2 separate regions of the Homo sapiens genome follow, and region 1 is linked to region 2. A link is a loop called in an ENCODE intact Hi-C map of the cell type or tissue named here. Cell type or tissue: gastrocnemius medialis. All regions are shown on one strand. Each heading gives the region's core, and the rest is flanking DNA. Links, peaks and the distances in the headings are about the cores only.

What was found. Peaks named below come from ENCODE experiments on the same cell type or tissue, not always from the same donor. Only the 100,000 strongest peaks of a DNase experiment are listed, where the experiment ranks them.
Region 1: a loop joins it to region 2, with 8 times the contacts of the local background. A loop is called at or near these places in 2 of 110 quality-filtered maps.

What each region holds. Positions count from the first base shown.
Region 1 is chr12:49,007,516-49,015,849 of GRCh38, forward strand. PRKAG1 (protein kinase AMP-activated non-catalytic subunit gamma 1) reads right to left here. Exons shown (of 12, transcript NM_002733.5): 2 at 5,547-5,595. The region is part of intron 1 of DDN-AS1 (DDN and PRKAG1 antisense RNA 1); the gene reads left to right. Among named protein-coding and RNA genes, the nearest start is that of PRKAG1, 7.1 kb to the right of the region's middle. RefSeq lists a silencer at 7,091-7,385. In gastrocnemius medialis, for the core only: no CTCF peak of the experiment used is centred there; a DNase peak (open chromatin) is centred at 4,612; H3K27ac peaks cover 8,000 bases.
Region 2 is chr12:48,667,896-48,676,215 of GRCh38, forward strand. KANSL2 (KAT8 regulatory NSL complex subunit 2) reads right to left here. Exons shown (of 10, transcript NM_017822.4): 5 at 3,904-4,067; 6 at 1,211-1,377. Among named protein-coding and RNA genes, the nearest start is that of SNORA2B, 4.5 kb to the left of the region's middle. In gastrocnemius medialis, for the core only: no CTCF peak of the experiment used is centred there; a DNase peak (open chromatin) is centred at 3,540; H3K4me3 peaks cover 856 bases; H3K27ac peaks cover 8,000 bases.

The DNA.
Region 1 (8,334 bases), core at 175-8,174, 340 kb after region 2:
AGACACACAGTTAAATCAGTCCAACAGTTTTACAAATTTTGTTAAGAAAAAATTGCACTCCTTGCAACCCACCTCCCTGTACTACCCTTCCCCAGAGATGAGAACATCTATCTACCTTAGTTGATTATTTTGGTACTTAATTCTATGTCCTTAAATAACATGCTTGTATTGCTAGTTTCCATTTTTTTTTTCATTTTGGGGCATTATTTATCATCTATCTACCAAAGAAGATGAGAATTTCTAGTTCTCTCTCCTACTAGGACTCCACCACAAACACGTACTTCCCATTCTCCTCATTATTCCAGGAGCTAAACCATAATGTTGGTTATATCCGTATTTCAATCTTTTTTTTTTTTTTTTTTGAGAGGGAGTCTTGCTCTGTCACCCAGGCTGAAGTGCAGTGGCACGATCTCAGGTTACTACAACCTCAGCCTTCCAGGTTCAAGCGATTCTCCTGCCTCAGCCTCGCAAGTAGCTGGGGTTACAGGTGCCCGCCACCATGCCCGGCTAAATTTTGTATTTTAGTAGAGACAGGGTTTCACCACATTGGCCAGGCTGATCTCGAACTCCTGACCTCATGTGATCTGCCCGCTTTGGCCTCCCAAAGTGCTGAGATTACAGGAATGAGCCACTGCACCCGGCCAGTATTTAAATCATTTTGACTGAATATTTATTATTCAGAGATAAGCCAAATAGTAAACTCTGATTTTTTTTTCTTCCTTCACAACTTTGTTTTACCTGGAGTTAATGTCTTGTCCTTTTGTTTAATTTTCTATGTATAATTCTTATAACTAATCCAACCCCCAAATGCTTCACCAACTATTTAAATCTCCTTTTAAGAGGTTCAAAAGCATTAGACAGTCTATCAAAATTTAAACTACCCAAAGAAATCTCCCTGGAGCCTTCTGACCTGCTCAAATCTGGGCTGGTTTGTCTGGTGTGCACTGCTGTCATCCTGGGATCTTTCTTCATCACCATCCTGGGTACCCCTTTCACGTCTGTCCTCTACTGGTGCTCCTATATCGCGTTTTTATCTTTTTTGATTACTCCCTTATTTTGGTGGAACACATCTTCCAGTAGCTTCCTGAGAAAGGGTGCATGGGAGGTATGTGTTTTTGAGACCTTGCAGCCTGTAGATATCTTTATTCTACCCTCATCCTTGGATTTATAATTCGGCTGAATAGAGAATCTGCAGGAAAGCTTGGAATGTGTTTTCCTGCAGAATGTTGAAGGCATTGCTCCATTGCCTGCTAGCTGCTGGTGTTGTTGAGAGTCCAAGGCAATTCTGACTTTTTGTATGTGACTTTTTTTTCCTCTCTCTGAAAACTCATAGGATCTCTGTTTCCAGTGTTCTGAAATCTCAGGATGACTGTGCTTTGGGTGGGTCACTTTCATCCATTGTGCTGAATATTCGATGGGTCCTTTCAATATGAAAACTAATGTCCTCAAGTTCCAATAAATGTTCTTGAATTAGTTCCTCAATTATTTCCTTCCCTCTGTGTTGCCATTTTTCTTTTTCTATGACTCCTATTTAGATACTGGACCTCCTAGACTGATCCTTTAAATGTTTGTTTGTTTTGTGGGTTGTTGGAATCTTTCCTCTCCTTTTTTTTTTTTTTTTTTAAAGAGACAGGCTTTCATTCTGTTACCCAGGCTGGAGTACAATGGCGAGATCATGGCTCACCTGCAGCCTTGACCTTCTGGGCTCAAGCAATTCTCCTATCTCAGCCTCCTGAGTAGCTGGGACTACAAGTGTATGCCACTATGCCTGGCTAATTTTTATTTTTTTGTAGAGACAGGGTCTTGCTGTGTTGCTGAGCTGGTCTTGAACTCCTGGCCTCCCGCCTCAGTCTCCCAAAGTGCTGGGATTACAGGTATGAGCCACTGCACCTTCTCTCCTATTTTCTACTTTGTTGATTTTTAACTCTCCTTTCTGGGAAATTTCCTCATGTTGATTTTTGAAACCTCCAGCTGGGTTTAAATTTTTGCTACTATATTTTTAATTTCCAAGAGTTCCTTTTTGTTTTCTGAAAATTCCTTCTTTAAAAAATTGTATCCTATACTTGTTTCATGGTGGAAATAAGGTTTTTTGTTGTTGTTGTTTTTGTTTTTTTGAGACAGAGTTTCACTCTTGTTGCCCAGGCTGGAGTGCAATGGTGCAATCTCGGCTCACAGCAACCTCCACCTCCTGGGTTCAAGCGATTCTCCTGTCTCAGCCTCCCGAGTATCTGGGATTACAGGTACATGCCACCATGCCCAGCTAATTTTTGTATTTTTAGTACAGACAGGGTTTCATCATATTGGGCAGGCTGGTCTCAAACTCCTGACCTCAGGTGATCTGCCTGCCTCGGCCTCCCAAAGTGCTGGGATTACAGGCGTGAGCCACCGTGCCCGGCTGTTGTTTTCTTTAAAGATATACTACTTTCACAGGTATTGAGAAATATGTTCCTTTATCTAAGATTATATTAATGTTATTAAAGTTTTCTTCTCATCTTTTCCTTCCAGTTGCTTTTTTCCTGTTTGTTTCTTCTGTGTGTACATGAGGTTGGGAGAGGCAGTTTGCTTTTTCATTTTTATTTATTTTTTACCAGGGAGATACAGCCTTCAGAGTAAAACAAAGGTACATTCCAGAGTGGGGTGGGGGGCAGTTTGGATCACTTTTTTTCACAGATCCTTTCTTTAGATGTTTGGTAATCCCTAGTTTAAAGGAGAACTTAAACCATAACTTAAGAGTGGAGGCTTTAAAGCTGAGTGGAAGCTCTAAGTGTGTAAGTGAGCCTTGCTGACAGTGAGTCATTTGGATAGGGAACATTCAATACTTATATATTTTAGGACTTCCCTTCAAGAGGATTCTGGAGAGAAGGATTATTCAATTTCATGCTTGGAGGGTGAAGGCTCTTCTGCCAGCGCTCTGGAAACTGAAAAGGGGGAAAGGGCTGGAGGCTCAGCATCGAGTATAGTTCACTACATGCTCCTGTTTTCAGTGCAGTACTTCAGCCCTAAGCTGTGCCCGAGTCCCTTGCCAGATTTCCAGTCTCTGCCACAGTTGGGAGGCAGAGTTGCCCACTGTACTCAATGGGGTAGGGTGTCTTGGGATCTGACTGTTTCTTAGACCTTCAATGCTTCTTGGCTTTCCTCACTGCTAGTTATAATTCAGTTTTCTCAGGTCTAAGTCATTCATCACTCTTTTGTCTGCTTTTCAGCTTCCAAAAATTCATTGCTATTATCTCCTCTCCTGTTTTCCCTATGGTGTGTTTGTGTCTTTTTCTTTAAAAAAATTCCTTTATGGTGGTTTTAGGGGAGTTTTTGGGAATATATATTCAATGTACCACCTTTTTTTTTTTTTGAGACAGAGTCTTGCTCTGTCACCCAAGCTGGAGTGCAGTGGTGCGATCTCCACTCACTGCAACCTCCTCCTCCTGAGTTCAAGCGATTCTCATGCCTCAGCCTCCCAAGTAGCTGGGATTACGGCACATGTCACCATGCCTGGCTAATTTTTATATTTTTAGTAGAGACGGGGTTTCACCATGTTGGCCAGGCTGGTCTCAAACTCTTGTTCTCAAGTGATCCACCCGCCTCAGCCTCCCAAAGTGCTGGGATTACAAGCATGAGCCACTACGCGCAGCCCAATCTACCAATCTACCGTCTTTAACTGGAAGCCTACCATTGTTATTCAAACTTGAGAATTCAGACTCCCAAGAACATGTCTTTGGACACCAGTTGAAGATACATACACTACATTGATAGTTAAATACTATCATTCAGGCCACAGGCCCATAAACATATTGGATTTGGCTTTCTCAGTGTTTGTTTGTTTATAATTGAGACAGGATCTCACTCTCTGCCCAGGCTGGAGTGCAAAAAATTTTTAATTTTTTGTAGAGACAGGGTCTCACTAAGTTATCCAGGCTGGTTTCGAACTCCTGAGCTCAAGTGATCCTCCTGCCTTGGCCTCTCAAAGTGCTGGTGTTACACTGTGCCCAGACTTGAAGATCTGGCAAAAATAGGTCTTAGTTGACCAGACCTAGATAGTTGTCGCCTTTTTTTTTTTTTGAGACGGAGTTTCACTTTTGTTGCCCAGGCTGGAGTACAATGGCATGATCTCGGCTCACTGCAACAAAATCTGCCTCCCAGGTTCAAGCGATTCTGTGATTCTCCTGCCTCAGCCTCCCAAGCAGCTGGGATTATAGGCGCCCACCATCAAGCCCAGCTAATTTTTTCTACTTAGTAGAGATGGGGTTCCACCATGTTGATCAGACTGGTCTGTAACTTGTGACCTCAGGTGATCCACCTGCCTTGGCCTCCCAATGTGGTGGGATTACAGGCGTGAGCCACCACACCCAGCTGCCTTTAGTTTTTTGAGACAGAGTCTTGTGCTGTCGCCCAGGCTGGGGTGTAGTGGCACAGTCTCGGCTCACTGCAACCTCTGCCTCCCAGGTTCTAAAAATTCTCCTGCCTCAGCCTCCCGAGTAGCTGGGATTACAGGCATGCAGCTCCACGCCCAGCTAATTTTTTATTTTTAGTAGAGACAAGATTTCACGATGTTGGCCAGGCTGGTCTTCAACTTCTGACCTTAGGTGATCCACCCACCTTGGCCTCCCAAAGTGCTGGGAATACAGTCATGAATCACCATGCCCGGCCCAGCTGTCGCCTTCTTTTCATATGTAGTTCACTTCACTGCTTGGTCCATGTAGGCAATTTGAGTTTCTAGTTTCTGCCTTGGTGCTAATGCAAATGTACTCAGAAACATAAAATAGGCACTGGCCAGCATTGGAACTGTCTTCCCTGTGCTCTGGATTTTAGAGGTTTAGTGCTTCTATTACTAGATTAGTTCTAAGAGCCTTTTCCTAATTTTTTTCTTTCTTTTTTTTTTTTTTCTGAGACGAAGTTTCACTCTTGTTGCCCAGGCTGGAGTGCAATGGCACGATCTTGGCTCACTGCAATTTCTGCCTCCCTGGTTCAGGCAATTGTGCTTCAGCCTCCCAAGTAGCTGGGATTACAGGCATGCGCCACCACACCTGGCTGATTTTGTATTTTTAGTAGAGACAGGGTTTCACCAGGTTGGTCAGGCTGGTCTCAAACTCCTGAGCTCAAGTGATCCACCTGCCTCGGCCTCCCAAAGTGCTGGGATTACAGGTGTAAGCCACTGCACCAAGCCCTTTGCATAATTTTTGGTGTACATTCAGTGGCTTTAGTGAGCTTGCTGGGTGATAAAATCCTGGTAGCACTGTTTCTGGACTATGCAGAAAATACCCAGGACTTCTAAAACATGGTAGCCAGCCCAGAGTTGCCTATGGAAGTTTTGCCTGTACCTCAGATGTTTCTCTCAAGTGGTTTGATAATTGAAGATATTAATCATCCCCACTCTGCCCAAGATTTATTCCTGGGTGATCTTGCCAAACTACTGTCACTGATTTTTGTGGTTTGGCACATTATCTGGCCCTGCTTTGATTTTTCCAGGGGAGAGATTCAAAAGCATTGTTGAAGACATTGTTAGGGTCAGGCTATTGTTTTCATGCCCAGTTTCCTTTCTTCAGTAAACTTACCTTGAGGATGCTCATTTTCCACAGCTGGGGAGCTATCTGAAGAAATGACCTGGAGAGATAAGAAAACAGATTCAGCTTAACCTGGTTCCATCCATTTTAGCCTAGCAACATTAGGGGAAGGGCTGGTGAACAAATAATGACTTTCTTTAAAGCACTATAAAGCCACTGCCCCCGCCAAACCCTTTTTTTTTTGTTTTTGAGACAAGGTCTCGCTCTGTCACCCAGGCTGCAGTGCAGTGGTGTGATCACAGCTCACTTCAGCCTTGACCTCCTCGGGGTCAGGTGATCCTCTCTCACCTCAGCCTCCTGAGTAGCTGGGACTACAGGTGCAAGCCACTATACCCAGCTAATTTTTGTATTTTTAGTAGAGATGGAGTTTTGCCATGTTGCCCAGGCTGGTCTTGAACTCCTGGGCTCAAGTGATTGCCCTCCTTGGCCTCTCAAAGCACTACGATTACAGGCACGAGTTACTGCACCCAGCCTTATAAGGCTCTTCAGAAATATGATCTCATTTAATCTTCATAACAACCCTGAGGTAAATACTATTATTAGCCTTATTTTCACAGATTGTCTCTGAGGGTCAAGAGACATTAAGCAACTTGCCCAAGGTCACATGGCTGATAAGGGGTGGAGTAGGCATTCAAACACCTATCTTCTGGTTCCAGAGCTTGTGGTTTGCTTTTGTTTACATCAAAATTTTAATAAATAACATACTTGAAAAAACAAATTTTTAAAAAACTACGTATACCTAACAAAATAATTTCTTATAACTGATGAAGAGTTTGGTTGGGTTTATCTTGGCAGTGTTCATTTTTGTAAATTTTTTTGTTTGTTTTGTTTTGAGGCAGAGTCTTGCTCTGTTGCCCAGGCTGGAGTGCAGTGGCGTGATCTTGGCTCACTGCAACTGCCTCCTCCTGGGTTCAAGCAATTCCCGTGCCTCAGCCTCCTGAGAGCTGGAATTACAGGCGTGCACCACCACACCCACCTAATTTTCATATTTATAACAGAGATGGGGTTTTACCATGTTGGCCAGGCTGGTCTCAAACTCCTGACCTCAACTGATCTGCCCGCCTCAGCCTCACAAAGTGCTGGGATTACAGGCATGAGCCACCACGCCCGGCCATTTTTATAAAATTTTTGAATGTATTTACTCCATTCTGATGAAATTCTACCTCTCTGGAATCACAGAAGAGAAGAAACCAATACTGCTACAATATTGTGCCTTCCAGAAATGCTTCTATCCACTTCTGAGCTGAACGAGCATTATCTGCAAAGCTCATGTTCTTGTACACTATACTGCCTAATGAAACACTAGGTCCTAAAAGCTAAGACTAAAGATCTGAGCTTAGGGCTAACCCCTACAAGATTCTCACAGATCTACTTTATTAAAACATGGAAGCCAGAGAGACAGCATTGTCTTCCCCAAACACAGACACTCACTAGGCATAGTTGTAGGCACTAGAACCACAGACACTGGTTCCACCATTGTCTAGCTCCATGGCAGAGAGAGAGCCACAACTGGGGAGGATCCCAGTAGCTGACTGTCAGCCAGTCAAAACCTGAATGACTGAGAGGTGGATAAGGAACACGAATGTACTGAAACTGGGAACTTGAGTCCACTCAGCACCCTTGTGAGTCAAAGGCTGCTATAGCCAGGGGATGCTGGTTTTCCAAGTTTCCCTTCCCAAGATAGTCTGAGATTAGAGAGTGCTTTGACTAGACAAAACTTAGAACCATTTCTGTGCTCCCTCAAGTGGGAACATTTGGAAATGCCATTGTTATTTAGGAACCCAGAAGGGATCACAACAATTTTCATCTGCTAGCATCAACAGTCTTGGCTCCATTTTCTCTGGGTGATATCTCCAAAATAAAACCATACTTCATCCCCATAGCTTCTGTAGTAACATGACATTAAAAACTTCAACCTGGGAGGTTGGCTGACAAACTTCCTAAACCAGGGAAGTTTAAGACAGCCCTAAACTTTTCTCCCTTAATGGGCTAGGGGAGAGTGCAGGGAGTAAGGGGGATAATCTCCCTCTTCCCACTGGACTGCATAAGACTGTCAGCTTGGCCTGCCATTTTGGCAAGACTATCAGAACAACAGCCTCATCACTTATAAGTGGGAGAGAGGGCTGTGATAAAGATAGACACATGATATATCAGAGTCTCACAAAGATCTACACAAAGGCACAAAAACAGCTACTTCTGTAGAATTTACCCATCATATGATATATACTGTACTGTGCTACAGTTATTTTGTTCATTATCTATCCAAACAGATTATAAATTCCTGGAAACCTAGAACTATCTTATACTTTGTATCTCCCATACCACCAAGCACAGGGTTTTGCATATAATTCACAGTTGTTTTGTTTTTTAATTCTCAAAGAATGATGCACACTGATATGAACAGATATGCCCAAGACTAAGTTACAGAGGGAGGAAAGAAACATAGAGCTAACTAGAGATACAGATACCAACATAAGAGAGTCAAACACAACTGCATATGTGACTTTTTTTTTGGGCGGGTGGGCAGAGTCTCGCTGTGTCTCCCAGGCTGGAGTGCAGTGATGCGATCTTGGCTCACTGTAATCTCCGCCTCCGGGGTTCAAGCGATTCTCCTGCCTCAGCCTCCCAAGTAGCTGGGACTACAGATGCCTGCCACCACGCCCAGCTAAGTTTTTTTTTGTATTTTTAGTAGAGACGGGGTTTCACTATGTTGGCCAGGCTGGTCTTAAACTCCTGACCTCGTGATCCACCCGCCTCGGCCTCCCAAAGTGCTGGGATT
Region 2 (8,320 bases), core at 1-8,000:
CATTTAACAAAAATAGATTCACCAATATTATGCAAAAGACAAAAAACTTTAAAACCTAGTGCATAAAGAATGAGTCAACCTCAATCCCAAATACACCTCTCCATATTCTAAAAGTGTGATATAGCCTATTTAACACAAATTTTGTCTTTTACCAACAGAACTCTGAAATTGCAGCCTTAAGTGGAATCTCAACAAATGAAACAAAATTACTCTTACTGAAACAGAGACCAAGGGTCTGAAAAACAAATTTAAGAATGATCACTTAATTCTTCTTCCTATTAACCTTACTTCCTGACATTCAATTGCTCCTATTCTACCTTCCCACCTTTTAAAACAAGATTCCCAAGCAATTTAGGATTAACCTGTGCTTATTTCTGAACTGAAGAATATCTGAACCAAGGACTTAGAAACTTTTCCCAACTACTCAATATGCAGATGAGAATACTGAGGCCCAGAAAATTTAAGCTAACTGTGCAGACACAGAGCTGGTCAGTGGGGACTCACACTAGAATCCATGTCTCCTGACTTCAAGCTAAGTGCTTTCACTATAACCCATGTGCAAAAAGTCAGATTTCAGATCCAAGACTGGACATAGGGAGTTCAAGACCAGCCTGACCAACATGGAGAAACCCCGTCTCTACTAAAAATACAAAATCAGCCAGACATGGTGGCACATGCCTGTAATCCTAGCTACTCAGGAGGCTGAGGGAGGAGAATCACTTGAACCCAGGAGGTGGATGCTGCGGTGAGCCAAGACGGCGCCATTGCACTCCAGCCTGGGCAACAAGATTGAAACTCTGTCTCAAAAAAAGACTGGACATAGTGTTTTGACAATTACTCTAACTTTGTAAATAAAGTGAACATGAACAGGCACGGTGGCTCATGTCTGCAATCCCAACACTTTGGGAGGCCGAGGTGGGTAGATCACGAGGTCAGGCATTGGAGACCAGCCTGGCCAACATAGTGAAACCCCAAAAAATACAAAAACATTAGCTGGGCGCATGGTGGTGGGCACCTGTAATCCCAGCTACTCGGGAGGCTGAGGCAGGAGAATTGCTTGAAACTGGGAGGCAGAGGTTGAGAGATCTCAGTGAGCCGACATCGCACCACTGCACTCCAGCCCGAGTGACAGTGCGAGACTCCGTCTCGAAAAAATAAAAACAATAAATAAAGTGAACGTATATACCTTAAAGGTATACACACAAATTACCTGTTGGGCAGCACCATCTGTGGCCAGCATTCTCCGTTCCTTCAACTGCCTATGCAGTAAGGCTTCCACTCCATAGCGCTGGCGGTATCGTCGCAGACATTTTAATCGCTTTAAGTTCTCTCGTTCTTTGGCCAAAAGTCCCTCTGGGCCAGTCAGGAGACTACTGCCTAGAGTTACAAGAGTCAAGATGTTATTTGCCAAGCAATCCATCAAGGTTACGTCTCCAAGTCAACAAGTAAACAGGAAAATCCTTGGGCATAAGATAGGCAGTTTCAAAAGCAAATGACCCCCAATCCAGGTACCAAGACAGAAATAAATCTAATTATAGTCATGCACTATATAACCACTTTTTAATCAATCATTGACCATACATACTATGGTGGTCCCATAAGATTATAACAAAGCTGGAAAAAAAATTTTTTTTTTTTTTGAGGCACAGTCTCGCTCTGTTGTCCAGGCTGGAGTGCAGTGGCGCAATCTTGGCTCACTGCAAGCTCCGCCCCCCAGGTTCACGCCATTCTCCTGCCTCAGCCTCCTGAGTAGCTGGGACTACAGGTGCCCGCCACCACGCCCGGCTAATTTTTTTTTTGTATTTTTAGTAGAGACAGGGTTTCATTGTGGTCTCGATCTCCTGACCTCATGATCCGCCTGCCTTGGCCTCCCAAAGTGCTGGGATTACAGGCATGAGCCACCGCACCCGGCCAAAGCTGAAAAATTCTTATTGCCTAGTGACATCATAGTTCAACCCACACATTTGTGGTGATGCTGGTGACCAAACCTACTGCACTGCCAGTTATATACAAGTCTAGCACAGGCTGGACACAGTGGCTCACACCTGTAATCCCAGCACTTTTTGGGAGCCCAAGGCGGGCAGATCACCAGATCAGGAGATTGAGAACATCCTGGCCAACATGGTGAAACCCCATCTCTACTAAAAATACAAAAATTAGCTGGGCGTGGTGGCATGCGCCTATAGTCCCAGTTACTCAGGAGGCTGAGGCAGGAGAATCGCTTGAACCCGGGAGGTGGAGGTTGCAGTGAGCCAAGATCACACACTGCACTCCAGCCTGGCGACAGAGTGAGACTATATCACAAAAAAAAAAAAAAAAATCTAGCACCTACAATTATGCACAGTACCTAATACTCGATAATAAACAACTATGTTACTGGTTTATATATTTACTATATTTATCCTTAGAATGTACTCCACTCTATTTATTAAAAAAAAAAAGTTAAATGTAAAACAGCCTCAGGCAGTTCTCTCAGAAAGTATTGCAGAAGACATTGTTATCATGAGATGACAGTTCGCTGCATGAGATTGTCCCCGAAGACCTTCCACTGGGACAAGATGTGGAGGTGAAAGACAGTGACACTAGGCCCATGTAGGCCTAGGCTAATGTACGTGTTTGCATCTTAGTTTTTAACAGAAGTTTAAAAGGATTTTTTTTTAATTAAAACTAGAAAAGCTTATAGGGATATAAAAAAAATTTTTGTACAGCTGTACAGTGTTTGTGTTTTAAGCTAAGTGTTATTACAGAGTCCAGAAGTTTTTCTTAAAAATTTTTTTAAGTTTATAAAGGCCAGGTGCAGTGGCTCATGCCTGTAATCAATCCCAGCACTTTGGGAAGCCACGGTCGGAGGATCACTTGAGCCCAGGAGTTCAAGACTAACCTGGGCAACATAGCGAGACCCTGTCTCTACAAAAATTTAAAAATTAGCTGAGTGTGGTGGTGCATCTGTAGTCCTAGTTACTCAGGAGGCTGAGGCAGGATAGCCTGAGTCCAGGAGTTGAAGGCTGCAGTGAGTGAGGACTACGCTACTGCACTCTGGCCTCAGTGACACAGCAAGATTCTGTCTCTTTAAAAAAAAGCTTATAGGCCAGGCGCAGTGGCTCATGCCTGAAATCCCAGCACTTTGGGAGGCCAAGGTAGGGGGATCACTTGAAGTCAGGAGTTCCGAGAGCAGCCTGGCCAACATGGCAAAACCCCCCCTCTACTAAAAATAAAAAAATTAGCCGGGCATGGTGGAATGTGCCTGTAATCCCAGCTACTTGGGAGGCTGAGGTGGGAGAACTGCTTGAACCTAGGAAGCAGAGGTTGCAGTGAGCTGAGATCATGCCACTGCACTCCAGCCTGGGCAACAGAGTGAGACTCCATGTCCGTCTCAATTAAAAAAAAAAAAAAATGAAAGTAAAAAAGTTACAGTAAGCTAAGGGTTAATTTATTATTGAAGAAACTTTTTTTATAAATTTAGTACAGCTTAAGTGTACAGTACTTATAACGTCTAAAGTAGTAAATAATAATGTGCTAGGCCTTCCCATTGACTCACCACTCACTCACTCGCCCAAAATAACTTCCAGTCCTACAAGCTCCATTCATGCTAAGTGCCCATTTTTAAAATCTTTTATGCCATAATTTAACTGTACCTTTTCTCTGTTTAGATGTGTTTAGGTACACAAATACCACTGTTACAACTGCCCACAGTATTCAGTACAGTAACATGCTTGTACAGGTTTGCAGCCTAGGTATGTTGCAGGCTATACCACCTACGTTAGCGTGAGTCACTCCATGAAGTTTGAATGACAAAAATCACCTAACAAAGTATGTATCCCCATCATTAAGTGACACATGACTGTACTACCAAATTCACATGTTAAACCCACAACAGCTTGTTGGAACTGGCATAAAACTTGCCTAGAGCTTCATGTTCCACTTTGCGATTATGTAAGTATCGGCGCTTCTTCTCCTTGAGCAGATGCTGAAGTCGTTTAAACTGATCAATATACAACGACTGCAAACGAATTAGCTTTTCACGCATAATCAGGGCCACTTCTTCTGCTGTGTAGACACCAGCATGTCTGGAATAAAACAGAATTCAGCAAAGCATAAGAAAACAATAATAATAAAACCCAAGTTTGAAAGAGTAGAGATGTCAGACTAAGTTTGTTATTTAACAAGTGGTGACATAATCACCTTAATGTTTTTGCAAAACATTGTACCATTCAAGTTGTTATTAAATAAAACAAAAGAGAAAATCTCCAAGAAAGAATACTAATCTGTGATTTCCCAAAATGGGGGAAGGAGAAATGTCTTATTTTTCCCAGCTATTTGCATTATGTTGAAAAGAAAGTGAACATGCGGAACACTTTAAACTTTTATTAATCTACATTCTTAATGTTTTGATATGAAATCATCACTTACCAGTCAAGACAGCTTTAAAGTGTTCAATTAACATGTATCTTTCACATATACATATATACATGTATATATACGTATATATATATACATGTATATATATATATACGTATATATATATATATATATATATATTTTTTTTTTGAGATAAGGTCTCACTCTTGTCACCCAGGATGGAGTGCAGTGGTGCAATCAATCACAGCTCACTATAACCTTTGCTTCCTGGGCTCAAGCGATCCTCCCACGTCAGCCTGCCGAGTAGCTGGGACTACAGGTGTGCACCACCCCACTTGGTTAATTTTTGTATTTTTTGTAGAGATGGGATTTCACCATGTTGTCCAGGCTTGAACCCCTGGGTTTAAGCGATGCTCCCGCCTCAGCCTCACAAAGTGCTGGAATTAAACGCATAAGCTACTGCACCTGGCAATATATTTTAATTAAAGCACTAAAGATACCAACATCAAATAATTTTTTTTTTTGAGACAGTCTTGCTCTGTCACCCAGGCTGGAGTGCAGTGGCACAACCTTGGCTCACTGCAACCTCCGCTTCCCAGGTTCAAGTGATTCTCCTGTCTCAGCCTCCCAAGTAGCTGGCATTACAGGCACCTACCACCACGCCCAGCTAATTTTTATATTTTCAGTAGAGATGGGGTTTCTCCATGTTGGTCAGGCTGGTCTTAACTCCTGACCTCAGATCGATCTTCCAGCCTCGGCCTCCCAAAGTGGTGGGATTACAGGCATGAGCCACTGTGCCCAGCCAAAATTTGTAATTGTTTAAAAAATATAGGCCTATATTGGAGCTCATATGGACCCTCAAATAACTAGTCAAAATGGGCTATACCCTGTCCTCAGCTAATTTTCTTGACAATATTCTCAAAATTCAGTACCCTAGGTTAACCCTTAATTGCCAAAGATCTGGCACGGATCCATATCAACTTGATTAAGCTTTGCTGCCAATTATAAACTAAAAGAATATCTGGCCAGGCACGGTGGCTCACACCTGTAATCCTAGCACCTTGGGAGGCCAAGGCAGGCGAATCACCTGAGGTCAGGTGTTCAAGACCAGCCTGGCCAACATGGCGAAACCCCGTCTCTACTGAAAATACGAAAATCAACCAGGTATGGTGGTGGGCGCCTATAATCCCAGCTACTCGGGAGGCTGGGGCAGGAGAATTGCTTGAACCCGGGAGGCAGAGGTTGCAGTGAGCTGAGATCGTGCCACTGCATTCCAGCCTGGGTGACAGAGCAAGACTCCATCTCAAAAAAAGAAAAAAAAAAAAAAAGAACTTCTAAAAGTTTTGCTAGTGATTAATATATGGTAGACTGTTCTCTGGCTCTGATTTATGCAATCAAAATTAAGAGATGAGGCCAGGTGTGATAGCTCACGCCTGTAATCCCAGCACTTTGGGAGGCCGAGGCAGGCAGATTGCTTGAGCCTGGGAGTTCAAGACCAGCCTGGGCTGTAACATGATAAAACCCTGTCAATACAAAAAATACAAAAGTTAGCTGGGCACGGTGGTGTATACCTGTAGTCCCAGATACTCAGGAGACTGAGGTGAAAGGATCACTTCAGCCTGGGAGTGGGAGGCTGCAGTGAGCTGAGATGGCGCCACTGCACTCCAACCTGGGTGACAGAGCAAGACCATGTCTCAAAAATAAATAAATAAATAAATAAATAAGTGAATAACTTTGAATTTTAAAAATTTTGTTTCACTCACCGTCTGATCATTACATAAATACAAAGAACAAGCTATATACCTTAAGTTTCATACTGAGTAAAAATTTTATTGAAAAGGCAAAACACATAAATTATACTAATTTTAAGTCAAAAAATTATGCTTTATTACTTTTTCGTTTTTAAGACAGAGTCTTGCTCTGTTTCCCAGGCTGCACTGAAGTGGCACAATGTTGGCTCACTGCAACCTCCGCCTCCCGGGTTCAAGCAATTCTCGTGCCTCAGCCTCCACAGTAGTTGAGATTGCAGGCGTGTGCCACCACACCTGGCTAATTTTTTTATTTTTTGTATTTTTAGTAGAGATGGGGTTTCACCATGTTTCCCAGGCTGGTCTCAAACTCCTGAGTTCAGGCATTCCACCCGACTCGGCCTCCCAAAGTGCTAGGATTACAGGCGTGAGCCACTGTGGCCAGCCTCTGCTTTATTTTTAAAAACTAGCTGTTAAGGCACTGAAATACACAGAATATACAAAATTAACTTTAGGACTGAGAGCAAGTAATTTCTGCCAAAATTTCTTCATAAATATAAACAAAAGCCAATATTACCTGTGTATAAGAGGTACTTAACTATATTCTGAAGTAAAAGTGAAAAGAAATTAAGAAAAATCAAAACATGGTTAATAAAACCAGCAAAGGGCCAGGTGTGGTGCACAAGGCCAAGGTGGGTGGATCACTTGAGGTCAGGAGTTCGAGACCAGCCTGGCCAACATGGCAAAACAGCCTCTCTACTAAAAATACAAAAATTAGCCAGGTATGGTGGCAAGCACCTATAATCCCAGCTACTCGGGAGGCTGAGGCAGGAGAATCACTTGAACCTGGTAGGCAGAGATTACAGTGAGCCGAGATCGCACCACCGCGCTCCAGCCTGGGCGACAGAACGAGACTCTGTCTCCAAAAATAAAAAATTAAATAAAATAAACAAATTAAATAAATAAATAAAAATAATATATAATAAAATAAAATTAATAAAAAATAAATTTAAAAATAAATAAAATAAAATAAAACCAGCAAATTACAGAAATGACAAAAGCTAACAGACTATCAGAAAATGTGAAAAGGCTTTAAAAATATGTAACAGTTGGCTGGGCACGGTGGCTCAAGCCTGTAATTCTAGCACTTTGGGAGACCGAGGTGGGCATACTGCCTGAGCTCTGGAGTTTGAGACCAGCCTGGGCAACATGGTGAAACCCCATCTCTACTAAAATACAAAAAAAAGAAAGAAATTAGCCGGGCACAGCGGCGTGCGCCTGTAGTCCCAGCTACTAGGGAGGCTGAGGCAGAAGAATTGCTTGAACCCAGGAGGCAAAGGTTGCAGTGAGCTGAGATCGTGCCACTGCGCTCCAGCCTGGCAACAGAGTGAGAGTCCGTCTCAAAAATAAATACATAACGGTTTCACAAGGTGACTAAGTTACATCTTCAGAAAAATGGGTTATGCCTACATTAACCTGTCTGTAACCTAAAATACTGAGGCCTTAACCTAATATAGAGTTTGTTAAAATGAAATTCACTTTTTGAATACTGAAAATGAGAAAAATAAAAATTGTTTTAAAAAATTAATTTCACTGCACCCTGTCAGAAGAGAATTTAACCAATGGTCTGGAACTGAAATGTACCTATCTGAAGCCATTACTATTAGAAGTTATTAGAAATCATTTGGTGGGGGCAGTAAGCAACCTACTAAATGAATGCCGGCTGGTTCATGTAACAGATGGCTCATTTACTTAAAGATGAATGCGCCAGACTTTCAGAGCCGGACATTAAAATTATGTACTAATTCCCCTTGCTCTGGTATGCACAAATTAAAGTCAAGGTTTTATTATTAGCATTCATCTTCAAAAAAGAGGGTCTCACCTTATATTCTACTAAATAGTCTCTCTTATAAAGGGCATTCTCCAAATTTATTTGGAAAACAATGATGAAGATTCAATAATGTGAAATAACCTTCAGCCAAACAAGTTATAGATGTTTATAGAGGTCATATGATACAATTATTATTTAAAAAAGGGAAATGAAAATTTAACAATTACCTTAAGGATAAAATTTCTTAAGTATTAGATGTTGTAGACAAGCTTTTATTTATTTTTTCTGTGTGTATGAGATAGGGTCTCCCTCTGTTGCCCAGACTGGAATGCAGTGGCACGATCACAGAGCCTCAACCTCCCAGGCTCAAGCCATCCTCCTA